2 separate regions of the Homo sapiens genome follow, and region 1 is linked to region 2. Evidence: chromatin loops called from intact Hi-C (ENCODE). Cell type or tissue: PC-3. All regions are shown on one strand. Each heading gives the region's core, and the rest is flanking DNA. Links, peaks and the distances in the headings are about the cores only. Region 1 overlaps CMIP (c-Maf inducing protein). Region 2 overlaps CMIP (c-Maf inducing protein).

Region 1 (9,951 bases), core at 1,149-9,148, 72 kb after region 2:
CCTCCGGTCCTTAGAATAGCGCCTGGTGCAGGATACACATTTGCTAAAAGAATAAAGCCGGTGATGCTTCATTTGAGAGCCCCTCCAGCCCTGTGATTTCCTGATGGCCACTTAACGATGCTCTTGGGCTGACGAAACACGCCTCCCATTATCCCCAGCCCTGGCCCTGTGCTCCCAAAGCACTCAATAGTAAATCAATAGTGCGTTCTCTGAAACAGAAGCCCAGTGGTGCCCGCCCACCCAGCCTTCAAAGCCAAGATCAGCTGTGCCTCTCCTTACATCGCCACACACGTCAGTGCCCTCCAACACAGACCTTGTGTTTTTCCATCTAGAAGCGTGAGGGACCACAACGCTTCAAGGATGAGAATCAGAAGGCCAAGGTGTTCCTTTCAGCTGTGAGTCATTTTGAGGCCTCGCTGACAGGTGAGAGGGTTCAGCCTCACCTGCCCGGTCAATCCTTCAGCCCTAGAGCCCAGAATAAAGCACAGCCCCCAGTAGGTTTCTCTCTGCTGGAGTCATGCTTCTAGTTTAACTGGGAGAAGACGGTCTGGCACAGGGAAAAGGCTGAGAGCTTTGGGACAGGGCACTCCTGCCAGGACAGGCCACGTGGCCATGGGTCACCTCCTGGCCTCAGTCTCCAGCTCTGGAAAATGGGAAGGATATGACCTTCCTCCAGGGCTGTTGGGCCTGGCACACAGCAGGCCCTCGAACAACGATGCTCAGGGGAGTGTTCATCGCATTTTCTGTTACTGGACCCCAGCGCCCCACTTGGTCTGTGGTAGCTCCTCTGAAAGATGTTAGTATGAGCAACAGCTAGAGCCACCATGGCGCACACTGGCACGGCACACACACAGGCCAGGCAGCAGCCTAAGGATTGTGTATTAAGTCACTTAATCTTCACAACCACCCTGGGAAGCAGGAAATACTGTTTCCTCCACTTTACAGATAAGGAGACTGAGGCACAGAGAAGTCTGGAAACAAACCCACGGGGACCCAGGTTATAAGGGGTGAAGCCATGACCTTCTCCTGGGCTCTCAGGCTCCAGAGCCACCGCGATTGACCGCAACACTAGATCTACCAGGGGTGCCCATGCGGTGCTGAGAGCCACGCTAAAGTCTTAATTAATAGGCTGTCCCATCTAATTCTCACAGTACACCCATTTTGCAGATGAAGAATGGAGGCTCAGTGAGCGCAAACCACTTGTCTAAGGTCATGGACTAATGAGTAGCCAGCTGGGTTGGAACCTGGATGGTCTCGTCACACTCCTGACCACTGCACCCCAAGTTAGCCTCGTTCCTAAGGTCAAACTGGGCTGCCTCTTCCTCCCTCCTCATGCCACTTCTGGAAGCTTCCCTCACCCTGATCCTCTGGAGGTGGCCACACGCCCCCACAAAGGGGAAGCTTTCTCAGCCACCCTCCTCCTCCCTGCCTGCCCCACCCCTCCAACTGCATGGGCTGGGACACCTACCCTCTTCACCACAAAACCAGATGCAAATCCATTCCTCAAATAGACTGGAAGTGTCACCGGATTCTAGTCTCTTCTATAGTAAATACATGAAGTCAGTCTCCATAAACAAATGCATTATTTTAGGGATGAAGATTCACTGGACATCAACAAAGCTGGCGGCGTTTTTGTTTTGTTTTGTTTTTGTTGTTTTTCTTTTAAACTAGCAGCAGCAACCACAACGGAAACCCCATGGTCTGTTTTGGGGTCAAAACACAAAGCCTTCCTCTAGCCCCAGGATTGCACTGGGCAGTGGGGGCAAGAATGCCCCACCTAGGCTGAGGGAAGCGCAGCAAATATGGTTTGGGCAAAGACAACAGGGCAAAGGTTGCAAGTCAGTGGAATGAAAGCCAGCCCAGAGGATCCGAGAGCTGGAATCTTAAATATTCACACCAGGAAGTAATGGCACTAAGTCTGGAGCCAGCTAGGGCCATGCCTGTGTCCCTTGCAAAACGGCTTGGCCTGGAAACAGGAGGCAGCTCCACTCTGGGAATTGACCCATCTGACCCTTGCCCCATTGCCTAGACCCACGGGTCTGCACAGCAGCCAGGCCAGAACGGACCGGGGGGTTCCCAAGTCAGCACCCTCAGCACAAGCTGGAGGTACAATCCCAGCTCCACGCCGGCTCAGCCCCAGGAAGGTGTCCCCGACACGGCAGAGAAACAAAGGCCAGCTCTATTTGCAAACTGGCCTCCTGGAGAATCCCGGGGTGGAAAGGAGCCCACTCCAGCCAGGTGGTATGGCAGATCAGCTTGCAGTCCTGTCATTCACTCAACAGCCGTTTCCGGAACACCTACTATGCGTGGGGCCCAGGCCAGCCGCGCTGGCTGTCTCCTCAACTCCAGCCTCTTGCTGGGACCTTGGCAACCAGGCCCAAGAGAAAGGCGGCTCCTCTGAATAGCCTGCTGGCAGGAAGCCCCACACTCTGGGTCTGGTGAGCAGCAACGGATGCAGGCAGGCCCCGCTCTACGAAAACTCGATCTAGGGGGAGAATCTTCCAACCTACCAAGAAGAGGAAAGAACTCAGAGGTTTACCAGAGGGCAAGGGATCAAAATCAAAACTCAAAAGCTCCCACCAGCCAAAAATGGGCCAACCGGAGCATCCAAAAGAATAGTAACTGCAAGGAATTGAAATTCATCAAATAAGCCGGACATGGTGGCTCACGCCTGTAATCCCAGCACTTTGGGACGCTGAGGAGGGCGGATTGCTTGAGACCAAGAGTTTGAGACCAGCTTGGGCAACATGGAGAAACCCCATTTCTACTAAAAATGCAAAAATTAGCTGGGTGTGGTGGTGCGTGCCTGTAATCCCAGCTACTTGGGAGGCTGAGGCAGGAGAATTGCTTGAACCCAGGAAGCAGAGGTTGCAGTGAGCTGAGATCATGCCACTGCACTCCAGCCTGGGTGACAGAGTAAGACTCTGTCTCAAAAAAAATTATTATTTTAATTATAATTATTTTGTGGCCAATTAATTTTATTAATAAAAAAGAAATTCATCAAATATAAATTTAAATCCATGAATTCATGTTGATATTTAAAAAAAAACCTTTGGAAGATGCTACAAAATCAGTTTATTACTCTAAACTTGATACAAAGGGGAAGAGTGAAGCATTTCTGCTGCCTTTCCTGTACACACTAAACATTGCAACAACCATGTAGCTGATGAAGTGAAGCCCTTCTTCGGATGATCCCATCTGACAAATGAGGAAGGAAAGGTAGAGCTAAAACACCTGCCCTTTGCAATCTCTAATGAAATAATGCACCTGAGCAGTGATTGCTGGTGCCCACTGGAACATGAGCAGGAAAGGTGATGGGGGTGGTGATGGATAGATCAGGCAGCCAGCACCAGAACCTGCCCATCAACCACAGCAAGAAAGACCCCCACCAAGGCATGAGGGACCCTGGAGTGAGGCAACTGGAAGTGCACAGAAACACCTACCTAGAGAGGAATCATGCCGAAAATTTTAATCCAAATCAACCAAATCTCTAGATCAGTGCTCTCCAATAGAAATACAATGCAAGCCACATGTTTAAAACTAAATATTCTAGTAGCCACATTTTAAAAAAGTAAAACAGGTGAAATCAATGTTAATAATATATTTTAACCCAATATATCAAATATATTATCACTTCAACATATAATCAATACAAAAAATGAGTAGTGAGATACTGTATATTTTTTTTCATACTAAGTCTTCAAAATCCAGTGTGCGTTTTACACTTAGAGCACATCTCAATGAGGACCTCATTTCAAGTGCTCAGCGACCATGTGTGGCTGGTGGCCGTGGTATTGGACAGCACAGGTCTAAAACTAACTAGAGGCCAGGTGCAGTGGCTCACACGTGTAATCCTAGCACTTTGAGAGGTAGAGGTGGGCAGATCACTTGAGCCCAGGAGTTCGAGACCAGCCTGGGCAACATGGTGAAACGCCATCTCTACAAAACATACAAAAAATTAGGCAGGCGTGGTGGTGCACACCTGTAGTCCCAGCTACCAGGAAGGCTGAGGTGGGAGGATCATCTGAGCCTGGGAAGTTGAAGCTGCAGTGAGCCACGATCATGCAACTGTACTCCAGCCTGAGCAACAGAGTGAGACCTTGTGTAAAAACAAACTAGGAATTCACAAGGTATGCAGGAAATCTACAGGAAATACAGGGAACAGAGGAATGTGTTAAATGACACCATGAGGAAGCAATCAGCAAAACTCAGAATATGGAAAATTCTACAGGGCAGATGACTAACTTAAAGAGATTGTAAAACCTTCAGTAAGCAAATACAGGGTGTAGACCACGTCCGGAATCTTAAATGAGCAAACCAATAGTAAAAATCATGAATGAAATAACTAGGGAAATGTGAACATTGGACATTTGATATCAAGGAATTATTGTTAGTTTCTTAGGCATGAGGATGGTATTACATTTATATCTATTTGTTAAAAGATACTTTATTTTTTAGAGATTCCTATTTAAGTCATTTCTGATGAACTAACAGCATGTCAGGGATTTGCATCTAAACAGTGGCTGGGAGAGAGGGAAGCATACAGAGGCAGCTACACCCCAAGACTCATCATAAGCTGGGAACTGTTGAAGCAGATGATGAGTACATGGGGGTTCATTTTACTCCCCCATGCTCTCAGTATATGTTTTAAAATTTCCCAAAGTTAGGCTGGCAGCTGTGGCCCAAGCCTGTAATCCCAGCACTATGGGAGGCCGAATCAGGTGGATCACCTGAGGTCAGGAGTTCAAGACCAGACTGACCAATATGGTGAAACCCCATCTCTACTAAAAATATAAAAGTTAGGTGGGCAAGGTGGCATGCACCTGTAGTCCCAGCTACTCAGGAGGCTAAGGCAGGAGAATTGCTTGAACCTGGGAGGTGGAGGTTGCAGTGAGCTGAGATCTCACCACTGCACTCCAGCCTGGGCGACAGAACAAGACTCTATCTCACCAAAAAAACAAAACAAAACAAAATAAAGGTTTGTGATTTGTGATTTTTTTTGTTTTAATGAAGGAAAAAAAAACATTGGTCTTGGACTGGTCCATCACAGTATCTGAGAAAGGTGGTAGTGAAGTGTAATTTTGAAAAGACCTGGAATCGCACCTCCAGGACTTAAATCCTGGCTTTGTGCCTGGCTGGTTGTGTGACTTTGTGCATGTCCCTTTGCTTGCTAAACCTCAGTTTACTCACCTCCTAAACAGGGCTACTAACAATAGTGTTTCCTCAGAAGACTGTCAAAGGATTAAACTAATCCAAACCAAGTGCTTAGCTGAGAGCACATAATAATGTTAGGTGGTAATAACACTACCATTATTGACATTGTCATCATTATTATTAGCAAAAACATCAGTGATGAAGTGATGAGGGCGGCCATCATGGTCCCACTTGGGCGACTCACACCCAGGGAAACAAGGGCCCTGACACCTGCTCCGTGGAGCTCCTGGGCAGCTGTGAGGAGCGAGCACCCCCTCGTCCCCGATCAGACCTTGAGAACTATAACACAAAGAGGGTGGCAGCCCCGCAGCAGGATGCTGACGTCACTGTCGTCAATACCTTGATAGAGGCCCAAGAGACAAAGTCACAGCCAAAGTGAGCAGAGCTTTTGCCAAACGCCCCATTAAAGATACAGGAAAAGCATCCTCATCTAAAATCCTGATGGAAATTGATCAGAAAATGAGGTTCAATTTGCCAGCCAGGTCTGATTCAGGCATACTTCCTTTGGGGCAGGACTTCTCCGTGAGGGCAGGATGTCCGGAGCTCCTGACAAAGGGGCCCCCAGCCAATCACTGCATCAGATCCATCACACTTCCATGCTCCTGCCCACCAGGAAACTCACCTGTTCTCTCCTCCCTGGTTAAGGGAGACAGGAAGACAGCAAGCTGAGGGGTCTGGGTCCCAGTTAAGACCCAGCCCCAAGGATGTGCAGCTGGGGCAGGTAGGCCTCAAGAGACATCTGTTCAGACCATGCCCTTGGGTTATCCAGGCAGCATTCCTGAAACCAGGGTTGGAGCCCTGACCCCAACCCTAGGGTAGGGCTCTGCTTAGGGCCGCCCTGGCTCGACCTGCTCAGGATGACCAGAGGGAGGCGGACAGAGTGGGCGGAAGGGAAAGACAGCCAGACTATGACCCCCGAGTACCTGCACATCAGGCACCAACATGAAAGTCATTCCCATTTTTAGAGCTAAAAAACCAGAAGCTCAGAGAGGTGCCAGAGGCAGTGCACGCAGGAAGGAGGCAGCCCCAATGTCAAACCCAAGTGCCTATCTCCAAAGCCAAACTCCCACCAATGTGTTATGCCGAGCTAGGTGACAGGAAGCAAGCCCCCAGACACACACACAGGCAGGGAACTGTGCAGGCTGAGGGCACATCAGCATCATTCCGGTGGGCTCTCCAGCTGGGTGGTCCTGCCCATGCCACATCTCTCTGCACCTGCTTGCGCATCTATAGGATGGAGCTAAAGAGAGCCCTGTGGGGCAATGACAGCTGAGGACACAGGAGGTCTGCCACACGGGGAGCACACGGTGTTGGTGACACCTGCAGACACCTGAATGAATCTGTTCTTCATGAGGACCTGCTGGCACTTTTTCTCTCTGAAGAGTAGATCTTTATTTGAAAAAAATAAAATGAATGATTCCCTTCCCATCATAAAAGCTGCTGCTCTTAAGGCTAAGGGAAAGGGAACCTGAATTGTATTCAAGAGTTCATTCCTGGAGTAGGGGAGACTCCACGCTGAGCAAAGGAATGGCAGGCAAGGCCAAGGGAGAACCACTCCAGACATGACACTTGCTCTCCTAAGTACTTCCCAACCCCAGTGCACAGTTGACAAAAGCATACATCAGAAGGGGCCCTGAGACACCATGAGGATCCCCATCCTGGGGCCTACGTGGGTCCCTCAGGCATGATCAGATCATTCTGCACACCATCCCAGGCCTGCAGGAGCTGTCCTGAGATCTGTCTCACGGAGCACCCTCTCAGACTGATGGAGAGTGCTGAAACTCCCAATGCAGTCTGTAAATACCTATCAATATTCCAGAGGTGCATAACCTTTGACTCAGACATTTCATTTCTAGGAATTTTTCCCAGAGACATTTTTGCATTTGTCTCAAAGATATATATACATGGATAATCACATGGCATTGCTTGAAAGAGTAAAAGGCTGCAAAAACAGCCATCAGTAAGAAAATGACCAAATAGAGCTATGGAGTAGAATGCTCTGTAACCACAAAAAGAGAACAGGGAAGCTGTCCTGATATGCAACCATTCCTCACTATTGTTTAGTGAGAAAATATTACAGGAAAATGTGCACAGGATTCTATCATTCGTTTAAACAAACCAAATTTGTACGTATTTGCGTCTATGTACCTAATTATGTCCACAAAGGAGATGATCAGAAACCAGGGATGCTGTGGCCTCTGGGGAGGAGATAAGCCAGCCGGGCCACAGGGCAAGAGGGACTTTTCACCACATTTCCTTATAGATTTCCTGAGCTGTGCATCATATGAAAGTCCTATCTATTCAAAAATAAATGCACACATTTAATATTTCAAAATAATATAAAGTAGAGGATGTAGCACTCACTTTGTCTCTAGAACAAGGTTGGGGGAGGAATGCTCCTGCTTTGTTCCTCTCTGTTCAATCATCTCTGATTCCTCCGTTAAGCATGGGTGGATAGGTTGGCATTGCCCAAGTGGGCTCTACTAAAAGCCTGGGAAAACCAAATGGGAAATAAACCAAGAAAGGCAAAAATCACCGGATCAGTCCAGCTCCAGCAGGCTGGGCCAGTGTCCCAGGCAGCAATGGGACTCACACCCCAGTACTACTGAGTGCTACCCTCACAGCCCTTCCCCAGAACCCAGTCCTCTTGTTCCCCCAAGAACCCCAAATATAAAGCAGGGCAAACGCAAAGTGATCTGCGGCCACCCCAACCAGGAGATTCCACTCAGGTCTCCTGGTTAATCTTAATGAGCCTTGTGAATTTGCATTCCACTCCACATCTGTGCACACTTTAACAGCAAAATAATATCTCCAATGACTCCTGAATTAAATGGTTTCACCTTTTCTCCCTTCACCAAATTGTCTAAAGTGGATGTTCCCACAAAGGGGAGCCATGTTTTACATTACGCACCAATTAAACGACTTAACCTTTCCACCCCTCAAGGAAAATGCTCATTCCAAGAAGATGAGCCATGTTCTAAATTATATATTAGTTAAATTACTTAATCTTTTCCCTCTGAATCCACAAGTCAAGTGGACACACATAGAGGACACACCCAATTTAGCCTATGGTTTCTCAAACTCCTGACACCCTCACAGGCTGCACATATCCCAGTTTGAGAAACGTAGTTTTAGGCTTATCTTTAGCAGCTGCAGAGGGAGGGTACCCAAGACCCCCAGAAAGCCAAGGCTGGGCAGATGATCTTCCTTTCTTTTTTAAGACAGAGTCTAGCTCTGTCACCCAGGCTGGAGTGCAGTGGCACAATCGGCTCACTGCAAGCTCCGCCTCCTGGGTTCACGCCATTCTCCTGCCTCAGCCTCCTGAGTAGCTGGGACTACAGGCGCCCGCCACCACGCCCAGCTAATTTTTTTGTATTTTTTTTAGTACAGATGAGGTTTCACCATGTTAGCCAGGATGGTCTCGATCTCCTGACCTCGTGATCCACCTACCTCGGCCTCCCAAAGTGTTAGGATTACAGGCGTGAGCCACTGTGCCCGGCCGATGATCTTTCTTTAGAGGACATTCAGGAACAAGGCTTTGAGCCATTTCTTTTTTTTTTTTTTTTTGAGACGGAGTCTCGCTCTGTCATCCAGGCTGGAGTGGAGTGGCGTGATCTCAGCTCACTGCCACCTCCGCCTCCTGGGTTCAAGTGATTCTCCTGCCTCAGCCTCCCAAATAGCTGGGGCTATAGGCGCACACCACCACACACAGCTAATTTTTAGTAGAGACGGGGTTTCACTAGTGTGGCCAGGCTGGTCTCGAACTCCTGACCTCGTGATCCGCCCGCCTTGGCCTCCCAGAGTGCTGGGATTACAGGCATGAGTGAGCCATTTCAAACTCAAAGTTCCACTTTATTTTCTTCCCACTTGATCATCTTTCTATTCGGAAGACTTTTCCCCAATCAAGCTTCTGTTCTTAAGCCATTACTGATTGTTATTTCCATTACCCATTTTAATCTCCATTTTCCAATGTTATTTCCACAATACAAGGCCAGTTTCTTTAAAAAACAATAAATTGCAATGTAAGGAAGAATGAGGTCTTCCTGTGTAATGAAATGGCTGAGCATAACTGAGGCAAGATCCACCTCTTAAGAACAGAGGTCAAGATCTCAGCAGGGCTTTGTGAAGGTCAGAAAACTTCTCTGGGGGCCCTTGCTCATTACTGTCTTCTCAGACCCCAAATCAGTAAGTACTGGTCAGGATCAGAACGGTCCTGAGTGTAGGCTCAGGATCACACAGGCCTAGATCCAATCAGCTTCGCCAGTTTCTAACTACGTGAGCTGCAGGAAGTTCCTTAACCTCTCCGAGCCTTGGTTTCCTCATCAATAAAATGAGGCTAAGAGGGGTCCCACCTGTTAGGGTTGCAGGAGGATGAATAGAGACAACGTGTGTAAACTGCTCAGCAATGTGACAGCATGTAATAAGCACTCAATGAACGGCAGTTCTTACTGTTCCTGATTTATTTTATTTTATTTTGAGATGGAGTTTTGCTCTTGTCGCCCAGGCTGGAGTGCAATGGCACAATCTAGGCTCACCGCAACCTCCACCTCCCGGGTTCAAGTGATTCTCCTGCCTCAGCCTCCCGAATAGCTGGGATTACAGGCATGTGCCACCACGCCCGGCTGATTTTTTGTTTTGTATTTAGTAGAGACAGGGTTTTGCCATGTTGGTCAGGCTGGTCTCAAACTCCTGACCTCAGGTGATCCACCTGCCTTGGCCTCCCAAAGTGCTGGGATT
Region 2 (9,951 bases), core at 1,392-9,391:
TCATCTCTAGCACCTTTGGTTTTTTCATTGGTAAAATGGGAATGAGAAGAACACCCACCTCAAAGCTTTACCGTGATGGGGATGATGATCTGCGCAATCTGTGCAGCAGCTGGGGAAGCAAGGACTTTGTGGTGGCTCTGGCTGAACAGAGGTGAAACCGGCCCCCCACTGGGTCACAGGCCCCCGAGTACATATGGCACAGACACAGACTGACCGCCTCATCGATTCCACCCACAGCACTCCACCTTTCAAAATTCTGCCTACCAAACATACTCATCATATAATGAGCAGAGGTGGTGTTTCAAATGTTTAATCGCTGGTACAGCCCAGGAATGGGCGGCCCCATCAGAGTGGACCCCAGCTGTAAAGCTGGCTCCAGTGTCCAGTGCGCTCCCCTAGACCCTGCCCCGTGGTAATGAGTCATGCAGGTTCCCTTTCTCCTGTATAAACACCTCTGACTCCCTGCCCTTCTGCATTTCTGTTTCAAATCAATACCAGTTAACTGCTATTAGGGAATCACACTGCACACACTGCATCAAAAACAAAAACCAACCACACAGATTTCATCTCATGTAGCCTGTTCTTTACTTTTCTAAATTGGGAAAACAGCTCATGGGTCCCAACAGACTTAGGTGAATACCTAGAATTCCGGAACACCCCAGATTTGAATCCAGCGAGCTCTCCTCTTTGAGTTCTCTACTTTCTTCTCTCCTTTACCTCACTTTAAGCACCCATGCAAATGCCCCCTCGGTTCATTTGTCTAACATCTGTGTGACATAGTCCAGAACCCCTTCCTTAAGGACTCCACAGTTGAGTGGGGAGTCAGATGTCTACACATTAGTAGAATTCCATGTGTATGTGTGCAGGTGTGGAGGCAGAGGAGCCCGAGGGAAAGTGGGACGAATACTTCAGAGAGTATGCGATGTTTGAGTTGGGCTTTGAAGGATGAATAGGAGTTTATTGGGCAGAGAGAGAGAAGTTGAAGGAGGTGAGTCATAAAAACTGATTAAATCTCGATTACAGAGAGCCTTGCGTGGCAGGCTACAGTGCTTGGAGTTACACCGGATCACTGAGGAATGTGAGGGCTTACTGGGATTTAATTCTCCTAGTACGGGAGACACTAGGTAAATGTATGTGAACAGGCCTTGTGAAGAGGGACTCTTGGGCCCCCAAGGATCACTGTTGCTACTGTCTACAAACAAGTAGGCAGTGAACGACTATCTCTTTCTACTATCGCTGTTTCGATGATAATAGCACCCACAAATTACCACCTCCAATGCAAGAAGAGATGCATCACGCCTCTACTACAGTAAACTGTGTTATCAAAATAGTAGTAAAGTTGCTTTGTCCATTTCACTATCCCATCAATAGGGCCCAAAATCCCATCTCTGAAAGAGCCTGGTAAGTGGGGTCCTGATGACAGAAGGTAGGTGTGGGGCGGGGCTGTCTCTACAAGTAGCTGTTTAGACCCACCCCCACCCCAAATCCTTTCTGGAAAAAAAAAAGATAGGAGCACAAACAGATGACAACATGACCAATCCCTGAAGCTAGAGGGAGCAATGGAGTCCGGCTGTGAGAATGCCATGCGTTTGTTCCCTGGACCACACGTTCACTAACAGGCCTTCCCCGGCAGCGCCCTGGGCACCATGCTCCAGGAGCTCATGGAGAATGGGGGAGGTGATCAGTGCTGGTGAGACAGGTGCTACGACAGGGGCAGCAACTCTTACAGAGCAGTAAAGAGGAAGACAGCCACTAACTCTGCTCACAGCCGAATCTTGAGAAGTGAGGAGGATTTTGCTGGGCCAGGGACATGGAAGGGCATTTGGGGCTGCAGGGTCAGGACAGGTGGGGTTCTTCTCCAGCCCAATCCTCCAGCAGATGCAAAGGAATTTCTAAGGTCCAGGGAAGTGGACTGGCCAAAAGGTACTGTGCCATGCGGTGTCTGCCGTTAAATTTGTACTGACACACGCTACGACATGGATGAACCTTGAAAATGTGATCCTAAATCAAAGAAGCCTGATACAAAGGGTTTCAGAATGGAATTGATCCACGTATATGAAATGTCCAGAATAGGCAAATCCACAGGACAGAAATCAGACGGCTGTCATGGCCTGGCAGGAGGGGAGCAGGGCTGACTGCTGATGGGCACGGGTTTCCTTTTGAGGTGATGAGAATATTGTGGAACTAGATAGAAGTGGTAGTGATTGCACATTATAAATGTACTAAATGCCACCAAATGGTACATTTATTATTATTATTTTTTGAGACAGAGTCTTACTCTTTTGCCCAGGCTGGAGTACAATGGCACAATCTCGGCTCACTGCAACCTCAACTCCTGAGTTCAAACAATTCTCCTGCCTCAGCCTCCTGAGTAGCTGGGATTACAGGTGCCCACCACCATGCCTGGCTAATTTTTGTATTTCTAGTAGAGACAGGGTTTTGCCATATTGGCCAGGCTGGTCTCAAACACCTGAACTCAAGTGATCTGCCCACCTCAGCCTCCCAAAGTGCTGGGATTACAGGCGTGAGCCACCATGCCTGGCCGAACTGTACATTTACATGTGGTTTTTACATTATGTGAATTTCACCTCAATGAAAAAGAAGTTCCACACGAATGCAATGAATTCTAAGAATTTTCCAAACTTACGGGTGATATTAAAATGGCCATTTCAAAGCCTCTGCTCTCCCTTCACAGGGGTCTGAACAGTTGGGGGAGTTGACTCATGGAGGCATCCAGGCCCAGCAGGCTTCATCCACAGCCACATGAACCCCTTCCTTGCAGAAGCGTTCCTTTACTGGACAGAGGGAGAATGAAGTACTAGGGTCTCAGGGGATTCCTCCAGAGGCCAATTCAAGAACAGAAAGTCATTTCCTGGCATCTCACGATGTGTTGATAATTCGGATGATGGACGGCGCCGGGCTAGTTTGATGTTTATTTCCATGAGCTTCAGTCTTCCTAGTTGGATGAACCAAGGCTCCTGTCATTATGTGGGACTGCAGCTGATCTACACGGGCACACTCTTAACAGACCAATGGTTTCAGCCATTCTCACAGACTACTCTGACCACTCGAGGTAAAAACAGGGTCATTCTGACAAAAAGAAGGATGATTTTACACTTACATACATATATACACACATAAAACACATATACAAACATGGCCTTACACTCAGCTTGAAACAAACAACCTAAAAACTGGATTAAGAGTCTCCTTCCTACGCTTCAGACTCACAGTTTATTCATTCATCAAATATTTACGGAGTGCTTGCTGGAGGACATCGAAGTACTTCCAGCATGTTCTAGGTGTTACGGACACATTGTTCAACAAAACAGAAAGAGCTCCTTGCCTCCAAGGAGTTTTCCTTCTAGTAGGGGGCTTACACTCCAGTGATGGCAATGCAAGCTGAACCCACCACCTGGTGCTGGTGGGCGCTAGGGGCCGTCTTCCCAGGCCTGGCTTGTGGCAACCACGCCTACTGCTCGGCCACACTCCAACTCCACTTCTCCCTTGGATTCGGCGCTCCCAGCCCTTGAATCTAGTGAGTCACCAGGGTCAGAGCCAGCTGCTTCTTGCCCTTCAATTCCTCCACACCTTCCCTTGCCCTCTATCCTACCTCTGCCTCCTCTTATTTTTCTTCTGGAATATTCCAAAGGCTTCCAATCTTTATTTCCTGCTTCCAACGATTCCCTCTCTACCCAAAACACTGTCGCCAGAGTTTTCTTCCCAAAACACAACTCAAATGTGTTGTTCCTCTGCTCAGTGACTTTGAATATCCCTGATTTGCCTACAGAGAAAAATCCAGCCCCCTTGGCCTTGTATTCAGTAGCCTCCATAAGGCTTTCAGATGCTCTCGTCTTTCCCAGAAACCACTTGGGAAAGGGGTATCTAGAAGTGCCTCTGCAACGACAGACAGAGGACTTTAGGTCCAAAGGAGAAACAAAGTACCCCCAATAAGCCTCGGTTGGGGCTGACAGTGAGAGGAAACACAGTGAGACAGTGGGTCTTCTCTTGGGACTCAGTCACTCCCTCCACGTCTGTGACCCGGCCGTGAGAAACTCTATTGACAAGTTTCATTGAGTGCTGGTCCCGCTCTCTGCCCAGGGTCAAGTATTCCCAATGACTTATTTTTAAAAAGCAAATTCGGGCACTAACTGAGAAAGAATTCAGATTTAGCCTAGAACAGTTGCTCAACAAGTGACAAGAATAGATCAGTGGCCGATCCCATTCAGGGTTAAAGAACAGAGCCTCCTTTTCTACCATCAGGCCCACAGCTGTATGAGAGGCCCGGAGCCCCGACCCCGGGGGGAAGTGCCGGTGACAGGGTGGGGACATTCGCACAGACATGAGGCCCAGGACTTGCCCAATGCTGTCGCCGTCAATAGGGAGACAAAGGGGCCAGGCAGGCCAGATGTTGGCAGCAACTCCCTTGCAACCCCAGGAACAATTCCTTCTTTCACTGCCTGATCAGACGGCCAAGGTCAGAGGCAATGCCAGCCAGAGCTTACCCTCTGAGTGCCAAGGCCCTTTAGAGAAATTTAAATAATTTTAGATAGAAACACTCCTTCTTTCCTCGCTTTAAGCAGATGGCAGGGAGTAGCCTTTGCCCTTTCTTGCTGATGCAATTGTCCCTTGGAGCATCTGCTACCCCACACTGCCACCGTCAGGAGCTCCTGAAGCAGTGGAGAGCTGCTGGCCCCCGAATGGTGTCCCCCAACTGCCGTGCACTCTTTATCTTCATTTTCTTTCTGTCATTTTCGTTTTACCCCCGCCGACTTTGTGCTGTTGGGCATTCCGCTCGCCGTTCATGAAAGCGTTCCCTCTTGCTTCATCCTGATTTGCTGCTTTTAGTTTCATGGTCTTGGAAACCCAAGCAATACACTAGTCAGGACTGTGCCCTGCATGGGAGCGAGGCCCTGCTGGGAATGCAACCAAAGAGTTAGAGTGTGGCAGCCACCGTGACTTTGGTACACTTCTCTACCTGGATTCTGGGCTGGGTTCGGAGTGTTTGCTGGAAAGTGGTCTCTGAATAAGCAGGGTGTTCCTCCGTTTACCATCAACAAGGTGCACAGATGACTCAAAGCTCAGAGGTCCTTACAACTGAAAACCCAGCCCACTGGACTCCAGGGAGCAATGAAAAACCACTTGCTACCCTTTAGGGGAGGCCTTTGAGGACCCTTCCCAGTCCCCACACATCCCTTCTCAAGCTCAGTCTGATAAGTGGCTTTCAGAAGCACTGCCTTGGCCCTGTCACGCTCAAGGAGACTGGGGACACCCTGGCAAGTTGGCAAAAAAAATATTCCAAGGAGGGGTTCCTGGAGGCACTGGGCTGAACATTTGGGGAAGAGGCTTGACATGGTTTGGGTCTGTGTCCCCACCCCAGACTCATGTTCAATTATAATCCCCAATGTTGGAGAAGGGGCCTGTGGGAGGTGATTGGATCATGGGGGCAGTTTCTCAGGATTTAATACCATCCCTCTTGGTATTGTTGGCGTGATAGTGAGTTCTCATGAGATCTGGTGGTTTAAAGTGTGTGGCACCTCTCCCCGCCAGCTCTCTTCGTCCTGCTCAAGCCATGTGATGTGCTGGCTCCTCCTTTGCCTTCCACCTGAGGCCTCCCCAGAAGCTGATGCTGCCATGCTTTCTGCACAGCCTGCAGAACCGTGAGCCCATTAAACCTCCTTTCTTAAAATTACCCAGTCTCAGGTATTTCTTTAGAGCAAGGTAAGAACTGATTAATACAAGGCCCCTCTGCAGAGAAGGAAAAGAGCAGGGACTAAAGGGTTCTGGGGATCAGGCTCCCTGGGTCCCAACCCCAGCTCTGCCACCCCAGAGCTGTCTGCGTGAGGAAGTGGTTCCCTTGCCCTGTGCCTCGGTTTTCCCTCTGTAGCAACCTCAGGGTGTTATGGTGAGGAATAAGGATAGCACTATTCCTAAAATGCCAAGCTCGGCTATTCCCCTTCTAGGTGAATACCCCAAAGAACTGAAAACATGGACTCAAACAAATACAGCCAAGCACTGCATAACAACGTTCTGGTCACGATGGACCACATTTATGACTGCGGTTCCATAAGATTATGATTCCATATTTTTACTGTGCCTTTTCTATGTTTAGATATGCTTAGACACACAAATACTTACCACTATGTTACAACTGCCACCAGTATTCAGTAGAGTAACCTGTTGTACAGGTTTGTGGCCTAGGAACAATAAGCCGCACCTCACAGCCCAGGTGTGAGGCAGGCTACACCATCGAGGCTTCTGTGAGCACACTCCAGGATGTTCGCTCAGTGACTAAATCACCTAACTACGCGCTTCCCGGAACGTATCCCCATCGTGAAACAATGCATGACTACACTTGTACAAGAATGCTCACGGCCGCTTATTCACGACAGCCAAAAAGGTGAAAACAACACAAACGTCCATCAACAGATGAATGGATAAGAAAGAAAAATGATACATACAGACAATGGAGTATCATTCTGCCATCAAAAGGAAGGCAGTGCTGACACATGCTGCAACACGGAAGAACCCTGACAACATGACGCTGAGGGAAAGAAGCCAGTGGAAAAAGACCATGTACTGTGTGATTGTACTGCTATGAAAAGTCCAGAAGAGGAAAGCCCAAAAAGACAGAAATTGATGGCTGTCAGGGGGCTGGAAGAGAGGGGAATGGGGAATGACTGCTAATGGGCACGAGATTTCGTGCTGGGGTGGAGAAGAGGTTTCGGAATTAGATAGAAGTGGCAGTTACACAACATCGCGAATTTGCTAAAGGCCGCTGAACTATGCTCTTGTTTGTTTGTTTTTGAGACAGAGTCTCGCTCTGTTGCCCAGGCTGGAGTGCAGTGGCATGATTTCGGCTCACTGCAACCAGGAGCAGTGGCTCACGCCTGTAATCCCAGCAGTTTGGGAGGCGAAGACGGGTGGATCACTTGAGGTCAGGAGTTCGAGACCAGCCTGGCCAACATGGCAAAACCCTGTCTCTACTAAAAATGCAAAAATTAGCTGGGTGTGGTGGCAGGCATCTATATAGTCCCAGCTACTTGGGAGGCTGAGGCACAAGAATTGCTTGAACCCAGGATGCAGAGGTTGCAGTGAGCCGAGATCACGCCACTGCACTCCAGCCTGGGTGACAGAGTGAGACTCCATTTCAAAAATAAAAAAATTAAAAAAAGAAAGAAAAGAGAAAGAAAACAAACCCAAAATAAATTAAGTGGGCAATTTCATATGAGGTGAATTTATCTCAATTAGAAAGACAAAAATACCTTAGCTTAGTGCCCAGCGTGTAGCTCACCATGTCACAAACAGGCTCCAGAGCCGGGAGACATAGGGCACCTCGCTTCTCTGATTCTTGTCTGTCCCCTAAAGGGGTCTGATCACGGCCCTGCCCTCAAGGCCCTACATCACAGCTGCTGTAAAGCTGGAGATTAGGAATGGGAGCTGAGGGAGGGTGTCAAGGCAGCTAAGCAGGTTAGGAAACCCCTGCCTCCATCTTAAGGGGAGAATGAACTCTTGGGAGCCCCAAGACACTGGTTCCATTCTACTGGAAATATCCGTTCTTCAGAAAGACAAGTTGAGCCACAGTTATCCTAGCTTCAAACTTTTTAAACCTGTCATATCATTTTTTTTTTAATTTCTTTTTTTGAGACGGAGTCTCGCACTGTCGCCCAGGCGGGCTGGAGTGCAGTGGTGCGATCTCGGCTCACTGCAAGCTCCGCCTCCCGGGTTCACGCCATTCTCCGGCCTCAGCCTCCCGAGTAACTGGGACTACAGGCGTCCGCCACCACGCCCAGCTAATTTTTTTGTATTTTTCAGTAGAGACGGGGTTTCACCATGTTAGCCAGGATGGTCTCGATCTCCTGACCTCGTGATCCATTTTTTTTTAAGTGGCAGAACTCTTTTTTTACATGAAATCTTTGCCCAGAGTCCCTTAAAACAGAAGGCAGGTGACACTCAGCGGGAGGTGTTGCCTTCAGGGGGGAGCAGGGCTGGGCCATGCCCCCTCTACCTCTTCCACACCTGCTATGGTTCAGGGACAATCTCTCCAAGTCCACATTTTCCCTCTTCCCAGTGAGACAACCAAGAAAGGGCCTGGCAGGGTTCTGCTGGTTTCCTTCAAGAAGGAGGCTCAAGGTGAACATGACACTAAGGGGCAGGATTGCTGTCCAGTTAGAAACTGGCTTCCGAGGTCTGGAGGGCTGTTTTGGGGCACAGAGGAAGGGGCTGGATTTGTGGTGGCTCAAGAGAGCAGAGCTAGGGCCAAAGAGTACCAGTCAGAGGGACAAAGGTGAATGCCTTCCACACCTGAGAGCTGCCCCATGGAGGCCCCAGGAGGACCAGCTGCTGGCCTCTGTCTTGCAAGGACCGCCACCACCCTTCACCTTCATCTTCCTCCTCATTGTTAAGAAGTAACCCCTTATCATCCCTGCAATAGCCCTAGGAGGCAGGGGGGTGCCATCCCCATGTCCCTGCAGGGGAAACTGAGGCACAGAGAGGCGAGGGTGCTTGCCCTAGGTCAACTGGAATTCTTATCTGAATCCGAGATTCTATGGAAGAAAAACAGACTCAGGAGAGGCAAATTGCTTTCTGGAGCTGAAGAAGCTGAGCTAGATCTGGAACTGTGTCTCCTGACTCTTAGTCCAGTGTTCCCTCTGCTGTCTCCCACTGGCCAGCACAGAAAGGAGAAGAAGCATCTGGGGTCAGATGGCACAACCTTGGACCTCGCAGGCCAGGTCTCCGGGGCAGCAAGTGGCTTTGGAGTGAAGGCTTCCCTGCAATGGCACGGGCTTATCTGCCATGGAACTTTTCCGACGCCAGTGCAGGAAGGGAGCAGGTGTTGGCTGCTTCCAGGCCATGGTCCCCAGAGAGGGACACAGAGGATGTATGCACAGTCTTTTGTGATGTCTCCCACGTGCAAAAAACCAAAATGTCTTTATCCAACTGGCTGGGAAGAACATCCTACACACCAGCCCATGGCATGGAGATTTCATACTTTATGGACTGAAGGGACCAGAGGAAGGGGTGGGGAAATTCACAAGGACAGCTCTCTCCAATGTGAGCTCCGAGATGAGATCGTTTTTGGAGAAGGAAGGAGAGAGGGAGACACAAAACATCTGGAGAACTCTCTCTGTGTTCTTCCCCTTGCTCAGGTATACAATTCAAAGTAACAAGACCCAGCACTCACATAGCTCAGGGCTGGGACTGCCATTGACCAGGGAGAGATTAAGGGACTCTGTACTCTTTATGACAAAGACCCCAGGAAGAGCAGGAAAGAGACCTTATATGCAGTGTCTCTCACTTTTAGTTAAATGATGACGATGGTGATAGTGGTGATGCTGTAACAGTGGTGACGAAGATGATGGTGGTGATGAAGGTGATGGTTATGATGGTGGTGATGATGGTGATGGTGACAGTGATAATAATGTAGTGGTAATGGGGATGATGGTTATGATGGTGGTGATGGTGATGATGGTGATGGTGATAGTGATAATAATGTAGTGGTAATTGGGATGATGGTGGTGATGAAGGTGATGGTGATGATGGTGATGGTGATAGTGATAATAAAGTAGTGGTAATGGGGATGATGGTGGTGATGAAGGTGATGGTGATGATGGTGATGGTGATAGTGATAATAATGTAGTGGTAATGGGGATGATGGTGGTGATGAAGGTGATGGTGATGATGGTGATGGTGACAGTGATAATAGCGTAGTGGTAATGGGGATGATGGTGATGATGAAGGTGATGGTGATGATGGTGATGGTGACAGTGATAATAGCGTAGTGGTAATGGGGATGACGGTGATGATGAAGGTGATGGTGATGATGGTGATGGTGATAGTGATAATAGCGTAGTGGTAATGGGGATGACGGTGATGATGAAGGTGATGGTGATGATGGTGATGGTGATAGTGATAATAATGTAGTGGTAATGGGGATGATGGTGGTGATGA

What was found. A loop is a pair of places that touch in the nucleus more often than their neighbours do. Peaks named below come from ENCODE experiments on the same cell type or tissue, not always from the same donor. Only the 100,000 strongest peaks of a DNase experiment are listed, where the experiment ranks them.
Region 1: a loop joins it to region 2, with 3 times the contacts of the local background. A loop is called at or near these places in 7 of 110 quality-filtered maps.

Annotation. Positions count from the first base shown.
Region 1 is chr16:81,505,735-81,515,685 of GRCh38, reverse strand. All of the region lies in intron 1 of CMIP (c-Maf inducing protein), which reads right to left. Among named protein-coding and RNA genes, the nearest start is that of MIR7854, 23 kb to the left of the region's middle. RefSeq lists enhancers at 2,166-2,295, 2,003-2,833. In PC-3, for the core only: no CTCF peak of the experiment used is centred there; a DNase peak (open chromatin) is centred at 4,195; H3K27ac peaks cover 6,526 bases.
Region 2 is chr16:81,577,653-81,587,603 of GRCh38, reverse strand. All of the region lies in intron 1 of CMIP (c-Maf inducing protein), which reads right to left. Among named protein-coding and RNA genes, the nearest start is that of MIR6504, 29 kb to the left of the region's middle. RefSeq lists an enhancer at 4,607-5,424. In PC-3, for the core only: a CTCF peak has its summit at 1,544; DNase peaks (open chromatin) are centred at 3,253, 3,533 and 6,303; H3K27ac peaks cover 6,989 bases.